Regions from separate parts of the Homo sapiens genome. Here all the other regions are linked to region 2. The links are chromatin contacts, found by Hi-C in ENCODE. All regions are on one chromosome and are shown on one strand. Each heading gives the region's core, a stretch centred on a gene start or an enhancer-like site at or near the end of the contact. The rest is flanking DNA. Distances are from core to core; before and after follow the strand shown.

Region 1 (2,700 bases), core at 181-2,680, 890 kb after region 2:
GAAGATAAGGAATATTTTCAGGCCCCGGCTTCACAGATTGCTGGTGGCAGTGGAGAGGTGGGTGGCGCAGGTGGAACCACCTCCCCACTACTTGCAGATCAGGACCCTCCCCGGGAAAGCTCCAGGCCCAGGAACCTAAGCCGCAAGAATCTCGAAATTTCCACAGGACACCTTGTTCCTTTTGGCCAAGTGTCTGGATGAGCCCATCCCCTTGGGCAGCAACAAAAGGTAAAGGGTCTCTGTGAGGCTTTCAGATTCCAAAAAAAAGCAACCGCTGGAGTGGAGTGTGATGGTCAAAGCAGCCACCTTAAGCTTTCTCCTTTCTTTCCCACTAGAGGGCTGAGAAAAGTCTTCTTCCTTGCGTTGTATTTCATTTGGCAAATATTTACCGCTTTGTATTGTGTGCAAACTTTACCAGGTTTTCTGGGAAGAGAAGTCGTGGGGAGCTCTCAGTTTGTTAATAAATATTAATACTTTTGGCCAAATTTTGAATTTTTTATGTCACTTGTTTTATTTCATTTTTGAAAAACAGCACTTTATTTCATTTAACTCTAGCATATTCAATGGCTGTGCATTTAATAATACTGAAATAAAGTCGCACCCAAAATGTTAGCAAAAAAATGGAAACTATATATGGTAGTGACCTCTACAAATGTTTTAAGCTTGAAAAATTCTGCACGAACGCAGACACAGGTTAGTCTGCCAAAGTTACTCAGATAAAAATTTCTCCAACCCTCAAGTCATAATCATAGTTGAGAAATGAATAAATGTGCCTTATGGCACCTCCAAACTTTTTGAGATTTTTATATAAACTAGCCTATACTTCTCTCCTTACGATTAGCATATGGGGTAGCTATTTTTCTTTAACAGAGATTCTTCAAATGTAGCTAGGGTTAAGAGAAACGCTGGCGCTGCCTCTCAGGAAGCTGGAGAAGCAAAAGAAAAAATTAAGAGTTAAGGGCCGCCGGGCTCGGTGGCTCACGCCTGCAATCGCAGCAATTTGGGAAGCCGAGGCGAGCGGATCACGAGATCAGGAGATCGAGACCAGCCTGATCAACATGGTGAAACCCCTTCTCTACTAAAAATACAAAAATAGCCGGGCGTGGTGGAGCGCGCCTGTAATCCCAGCTACTCGGGAGGCTGAGGCAAGAGAATCGCTTGAACCCGGGAGGCGGAGGTTGCAGTGAGCCGAGATCGCGCCACCGCACTCCAGCCGGGGCGACAGAGTGAGACTCCGTCTCAAAAAGAAAAAAAACAAGAGTTAAGGGCCAAGTCAATCCAACCGCGGCCGGCGACTGGAGGCTGAGCATGGCTGGCGATCTGGGGCTGCAGATCACGGCGCAAACCCGCTCACCTCCACCCCTCCCGCGCGGCCGCCGGCGCGCGCCCGTGGCGTCACGGCGTCGGGGTGGAGCCGGCGGCAGGGGCCAGGCCTCTCTAGGCTCTCCGGCTGAGCCGGGTTGGGGCCCGGGTTGGGCCGCCCGGGGACTCTGGAGCATTGGGATTTGTAGCGCGCCCTCTGGGTAGGCGGCTGTAGCGGAGAGGCGTGCGGGATCGGGATGTCGGGGCTGCTCACGGACCCGGAGCAGAGAGCGCAGGAGCCGCGGTACCCCGGCTTCGTGCTGGGGCTGGATGTGGGCAGTTCTGTGATCCGCTGCCACGTCTATGACCGGGCGGCGCGGGTCTGCGGCTCCAGCGTGCAGAAGGTGACTTGGGGGCGGGCGTGGGGCGCGGGTCTGACTGGGTTTCGCTGAGTCCCGGGGTCCGGCCTCGGGAGGCGAGCGGGCAGGCCCCACCTACCGCCCTGGACGCGGCCACCTGCAGCACCCGCGGGCCCTGGGGCCAGAACGGCGCGCCCAGACCGGCTGAGTCTTCGCGTTCCCTCCCTCGTCTGGGCTGAATCCCGCGCGCCCTTCCTGTCCAGGCTGAGGGTGCCAGGGGCCCGGTGTATGACCTGGGCCGCTCGCTTGCCTCTTGCCACCTGGGGAGCCACCTGTCCGGCCTTACCTGGATGGGACTGAGGTGACTCGCCGGACGGGACTGGGCAGGCTGTGCACATCCAGCCAGAGGGTGGTTTGTGAGTTGCTTGGTTCTTCCTGCACTTCCCTGATAGATCTCCCACCACATCTTTATTTACATTTTAATTTTTCAAAACTTTTTTTCTTTTTTCTTTATTATAGCCTTTGGACTTGTGCCTCAATAACTTTTCATATCTTTGTAGAATTTAAGTTTATTCTCTATTCTTCACTTGTCATCTTTATTAACTACTACTCCACAAAATGCTGGTTCCTTACGTGAGCAACTGATTGCCGTGGATATTAGAGGTATTGGGCAAGTTTTGAAGGCTGTGTGGTCATCAGTTTTCTATTTTCCATCTTTGAGAATTCATAAAATTCTTTATTTCCCCTCGTTTGAGAGACCTGCCAAATCATTGGTTGGTTGTTAGTAAAGCCTTGAATTGTTGATAATATTGGTCAGCAACCAACAAATTGATATCCTTCTGTTCTCATATTAATGAAGTGTTGATTTATACACAATTGTCAATGCACCAAAAATAATATTTATTTGTTATGGTGTTCTTATTGTTGTTCCTTTTTTTCTTTTGAGACAGGGTCTCACTTTGTCACCCAGGCTGGAGTGCAGTGCTGTGATCTCGGCTCACTGCAGCTTTGACCTCCTGGGCTCAAGTGATCCTTCCAC
Region 2 (2,700 bases), core at 1-2,500:
GAGCACCAGCAGCAGTGCATAGCCCGCGCACAACACCAGCGCCTTCCTACGGAACACCTTCATTCCGAGAGGGGACGCGGGCCAGCGGCGTCCTGGGCGCCGGGGCCACTGCGGGAGCAGGGCACGCGGCGCGGCTGCAGGCGCAGCCTGGAGCAGCCGAGGGAGCGCGCCCGGGGGCAGAGCTCGCTGCGGGCTGCGGCTCATCACAGGCACAATCCGGGCCGGCGGCGCGGCGGAGGCAGCCCTGCAGCCCGGGAAGGGGACGCAGCGGGCTGGCTGCTGGCGCCGGGACTCGGGCCGCGACTCCGAGGCGGGCGCGGCGGCTGGTCCCCAGCGCCCAAGGCTGGCTCTCCCATGGCAGCGGCTCCGGGTAGGACCTGCGAGGGGAAGCGGAGTGAGCGGATGCGCCCCAATCTCCCTCCCAGCCTCCTCCTCCTAAGTAACGCCCACCCTCGGTTCTGCCCGGTTCCTCCGCTCACCTGGAGCCGAGGGCGCGCCCGGGAGCGGCCCCGGATCACCGCCCGGCGGACTGTCCGGCTGTCACTCGTTCCTCGATTTCGCTCCCTCTCGCTTCCGCTGGGGGTCCCCGCACCTTCGAGGGGTCTGGGGAGTCGGCCGACTTATCCCTGGGCAGTTTCCGGGCAGCGGGCGCCCTGCGGCTCGGGAAGAAAAACTTTCACGCGGCCCAGAGCCCCGCTCCGCGCTCCGCCGAACCCGGCGCCTCCCGGCTCCAGCGACGTCTCCTCCGCTTTCTCGGGACCGCAGCTTCCTGTCTCGCTCAGGGGAACGAAGCCGGCTGGGGGCGATGGCTGGGGGCGGCTTATATGGGACTCAGCTCCCGGCATAGCGGCGCAGCCCCTCTCGCTTTCGGCCTCCGTGCGGCGAATTTTCCCACCTCTCTGGCAGCGGTGGATGGGGCACAGCGCGACCCCGCAGCGGCGGCGGCGGCTGCTTCCATCACCGGGAGGATGCCCGGGCGGACAGCGCAGGCAACCCCCGCCGCTCCGCAGCCTCCGACTGGACCAAAGGACCCCGAACACACAGCTCTAGGCAAGGAAACCCAGGTGTGCAGCACTGCCCGACCCGACCCAACCCGCCCCCGGTACCAGCGCTTCTGGCCAACGAGGTATTTAAGCAAAGAAAGACCCCGCCGCAGCCGCCGCCGCCGCGCGAAAGCGGCGCCCAGGAGGATGCTGCTACCCGACTCCCCTTACGCCGGGCGCCCGCAACGCGCTCGGACCAGCCTCTGCGCGGCTCCTGCCAGCCGGCGCCCGGTTGGTGCGCGCCGCCGTCTGTCGCCGCGGCTCCTCCCCTCCGCCGCGCAGCCCTCCCCCTTCGCCGGCCCCGCCCCCGCCCCCAACGCCGAGCCGGCTCCCACCGTCGCTGCGCCTCGGGGGCTGGAGACGCGACCCGCTTTACCGCGACGCGCGGGGGCTGCAGTCCACGGGTCCGAAGGCTTAGCTCTGCGCGCAAAGCGCCGGGATGCGAACGCGGGATCTGGAGCTCGTCGGTGCCGAGAGCTGCCAGAGAGTTGGATTCTGCGTGCAGCTGCCGGACTCGGCCCCATGTTTTTGCTCTCAGAAAGAGTTGGTGATGAAGTTTGGGCAGAAATCCCCTGTCGGCCGTCCGCTCCACGCTTCCCTCGGGGCCGACACTGCCAACCTCTCCGGGCACTGAGGACACCTCTGCGCCCTGGAGCGGTGGGAGGACGCGGAGCGCCGTTCTCTGGCTTCCGACACCCTGCCCGCCCTCTCTAGTGGGTCTGTGGCTGCGCCCTCTCGAAGGAAGTAATAAATCTTTCTGACCTTGGGGGTCAGAGGAGACGCTTCAGTTTTCCGGAGGGGTGTGCGGGCGGGACCGTCTTTCCGCTTTACTGGACCTCTGGCCGGGGCTGCTCTTGTTTCATTGTGCCCCACATGCGGAGCCCCGATGCTCTCCGCATTTCCGCTCGCGGTGCTGCGTCCACTGTGATTGACGTCCTCTGGAATTGGGGTGATGGGGGAGGGGAACGCCCCGTTCTAATTTGCAGAAAAATACTTGTCCCGCTTCTTGGTTTTGTAGATGAGATCAAAGAACTTGACCCCAAAGGAAACACCGTTGTTGAAAGAAAATCATTTTTCAGTTGCTTTAGGTTTAAGTACTTTTGTTTAAGGTTATGAGGAAAAGCGTCTCTCTCTCCCCCCAACTCCCTCCCTCCCCAAGAACACTAAGCTGTAGCCTCAACTTCATCTGTAGAATGGGGACAGTTGTAACAGCCTCCGGAGACTGAACGGTGGTTGAGTATCAGAGCGCGCACACGAAAGGTTAGACCTGAGTTCAGGCCTCCAAGTGCCGAAAAGGGAATCTCCGTGGGGCCTGAGGCTCAGCACCCTCGGATAAACAGAGCTCTCGCTGATCCGGAGTTTTGTTGCCTCCTGTCCCAGTAGAGTTTTTAGAAGTTACTGCACAATTATCTTTGTAGCGTTTCGGGCAGACTTTTCAGAGGACCGTTCTAACATTAAAATATTGCTGTTTGCGCCATTATTCTTCCATGAGTCTTACAGAATCCCCTGAGTACAAAGACTTGAAAAGTGACTTAACTCGCTTTCCACGGGTTTTTAACTCTCTTACGGATTTAGTTTCAGGGGAGAAAAATGTTCAAAAAACTTATTTATCCTTGTTTTCCAGAAAAACCCATAATGTCACGAGTACAGTTCAGCT
Region 3 (2,700 bases), core at 81-2,580, 540 kb after region 2:
AGCGTGTGAGGCCAAGAGTTTGAGACCAGCCTGGGCAACATAGCAAGACCTTGTCTCTACAAAAAATAATTAGCCAGGCGTGGTGGCATGTCTGTAGTCCCAGCTACTCAGGAGGCTGAGGCAGGAGGATCAATTGAGCCCAGGCTGAGGTGAGAGGATCGCTTGAGCCTGGGAGATTGAGGCTGCAGTGAGCTATGATTGCAACATTCATTGCACTAGAACCTGAACAACAGAGTAAGACAATGTATCTAACAAAAAAAAGAGGGTGAGACAGAATGTGTATATATGTTAGTCTATATGAGGCTCTTTGGTGTTAATTTGGCAAACACCTGAAGGAAAAAGGGCAATGACAGAGTGGTGTTCAAGGCAGAGAGTACAGCAAATGCAAAGTTCTTGAGGCAAGAGCATATTTGGCTGTCATTCCATCACTTTTTTCTTTAAGATACTGTATCGGTTAACTATCCTCATGTACCAAAGAACAAATGTAAACATACTGCATGACTTTGAGTGATTAACTACATAACTTTGACATGTCAACAATCTCTTATGGTGGTCATCTTTCCAATAAATTGAGTTGAGCTAGAAAATGTGTATTGCCAAAATCCATTGATTTACTTTAAAAATTAAATCACAGGTTGCGGATGCCCGTAATGGTGGCATTTCCACACACAGTACTGTTGCTGATTTGATGAGACACAAATATATTCCAACCCCATTTTCAAATATTAAAAGTTGGTAGGGTCCTCAACGAAACCTAACAGTGACTTCAAGTTGAAAAAAAATGCTTAAAAGGAAAAAAACAGGGAGAGCCCACCTTTTGGCCTGTATCTCTCAGAAAGAGGGACAAGAGCGGTGGGAACGTGAGGAACTTTTAAAATGTGAGAGCGTTACTCTGGGGAAACCTGGAGTTTACTCTTGGCCTTTACTCGCTGGACTGTCATAGTTCTCACATTTGTGAAGCGAGTCTGGGCTGGCGGCCCTCAAGCCCTATCCTCCCCCGATGCGGAAGTCTTGCTTCTCTGTGCCTCCCAGGCTTGAGAACAGCAGAGTCTGGCCGCTCAAAACGAAAGCTTCACGAACGTCGCTCGCTCGGTGCTGAGAAAGAAGCCTGACGCGACCCGGGAAACTTGACCGACGCACGCCCGCCCGCTTGCCCCGCCCCCTAACGGCTTCCCGGCTTCCCCCGGGTCCTATGCAGAAAAGACGCTGGGCCTGGCAAGCGGGGCCAGTAGCGGCTTCCGGGAGGAGTTTTGGCCTCCACACGGCTCCGTCGGGCGCCGCGCTCTTCCGGCAGCGGTAGCTTTGGAGACGCCGGGAACCCGCGTTGGCGTGGTTGACTAGTGCCTCGCAGCCTCAGCATGGGGGAACATGGCCTGGAGCTGGCTTCCATGATCCCCGCCCTGCGGGAGCTGGGCAGGTAGGGCTAGGCCCAGCCTGGGTCCTGCATCCTCCTCCGCTGATTCCGGCTTGGGTTTCACGTGCTCTCCCCTCCCCTGCTGCGCTATGGCTGGGATCCCCTAAGCCCCCGCTGCGGCCCTTGTGGAGATGCTCCGTGGCTGATTTGGGCGCTTCTCCCTCAGAGTGCCCGTTGATAGCACATGGGGCAGTCGCCACAAACCTGCGGGAAGCCGGTCCGTGGGGGAGAGAGGCGTCTGCCGGCCCTGGTTTACCACTCACCCCGATCGAGAGTTTGCTTCCTGCAGCTGGAGGAAGAGTCCCTGCTGATCGCTTTCTGGTCACTTTTCTACACTCATTTTCTTCTCGAAAATCTTTTTCCTTAGACGAGGGACTTGACCCATCAGTTTCTGTTCTTTGTGATCACTCGTGGAGGAATTGGTTTTTAGCCTTACATTTTGTCCCCAAACTGCCCTTGAAAGAAAATCACCGCTTCTCATTTTCTGCAAGTGACATCACTTGCTGGAAAAGGCAGTTTTTTTCTTTGAAGTGAAGTCATAGTACATACTGAAGATGTGACCTCCCTCGTATTGATCGTCCAGTTCCCGATCCGTTATTTTAGTCAGAAATTGGAGAGATAGACCCCTGGGTCCACAAAATCTCAGCGTGCACAGAGTGTTGCCAAAATTTGGAGACAATTTAATATTTCATTTGCAAATGCATGTTGTCTGTAAACCTCATGAAAACCAGTATCTTACCACAAGGAGGGAGAGGTGTTGATGGCTCTCACACCTCTTCAATACACAGGCAGGCTTCCCTGAACCAGGCCTAAAGACTCGGTAGAGCTTGTTTTGCTTTGTTTGTTTTAATTCTACACTACTGCGAACAAGAAATAAATAAGCTTGTGCTGCTACCGCAGTTAAATTATCATTTGGAATAACTGCTTCCCAATTTCTTAAACTGTTTGAAAACTTTCCACACAAAGTCAAAGCTGACATTAAGCCAATGGGATAGCTACTTCTCTTTCTTTTTGCAGCGCAGTTGTGTTCATTTCCACTGGTTGGCCATCCAAATAATCTAGTCTCAATATATGAATAAAAGGATAAATGAAGGGACCATTCTTGTCGTAACTGCATCACTATTTTTGAGTGTGTGAATTTTTTCCACTTATCTGTGGCAAGTATACTTTGTGTTTAGTTTATAAAATAACCTCTACCTCTCTAAAAGAAGAGGAAGAAAAGTGATCATTGTAGGAAGTTGGTTTACAAATTTCATCTTTCAGGCTCATTGTGAAGCTGAGTATAT

The links. Hi-C counts contacts between places; a loop is a spot of excess contacts on that map. Pooled maps may share reads with other maps.
Region 1: a loop to region 2 is called in a map of CD8-positive, alpha-beta T cell, with 7 times the contacts of the local background. The contact joins the promoter of GK5 here to the promoter of CHST2 in region 2. A Hi-C loop is called at or near these places in 2 of 168 maps with a recorded cell type or tissue (CD8-positive, alpha-beta T cell and naive thymus-derived CD4-positive, alpha-beta T cell) and 5 of 50 pooled maps.
Region 3: a map of B cell shows a loop between it and region 2 (7-fold over the local background). The contact joins the promoter of ATR here to the promoter of CHST2 in region 2. A Hi-C loop is called at or near these places in 3 of 168 maps with a recorded cell type or tissue (B cell, CD8-positive, alpha-beta T cell and naive thymus-derived CD4-positive, alpha-beta T cell) and 10 of 50 pooled maps.

Annotation. Positions count from the first base shown.
Region 1 is chr3:142,224,315-142,227,014 of GRCh38, reverse strand. GK5 (glycerol kinase 5) reads left to right here and starts at 1,430. Exons shown (of 16, transcript NM_001039547.3): 1 at 1,430-1,706. The coding sequence starts at 1,560. RefSeq lists silencers at 1,247-1,486, 1,677-1,896.
Region 2 is chr3:143,118,321-143,121,020 of GRCh38, reverse strand. CHST2 (carbohydrate sulfotransferase 2) reads right to left here and starts at 1,250. Exons shown (of 2, transcript NM_004267.5): 1 at 480-1,250; 2 at 1-377. The coding sequence starts at 204. RefSeq lists silencers at 1-67, 128-327, 388-467, 518-567, 598-647 and 1 more and enhancers at 1-534, 858-907, 1,193-1,692, 1,888-2,017, 1,693-2,194.
Region 3 is chr3:142,577,363-142,580,062 of GRCh38, reverse strand. ATR (ATR checkpoint kinase) reads left to right here and starts at 1,330. Exons shown (of 47, transcript NM_001184.4): 1 at 1,330-1,417. The coding sequence starts at 1,359. RefSeq lists enhancers at 980-1,079, 1,380-1,539.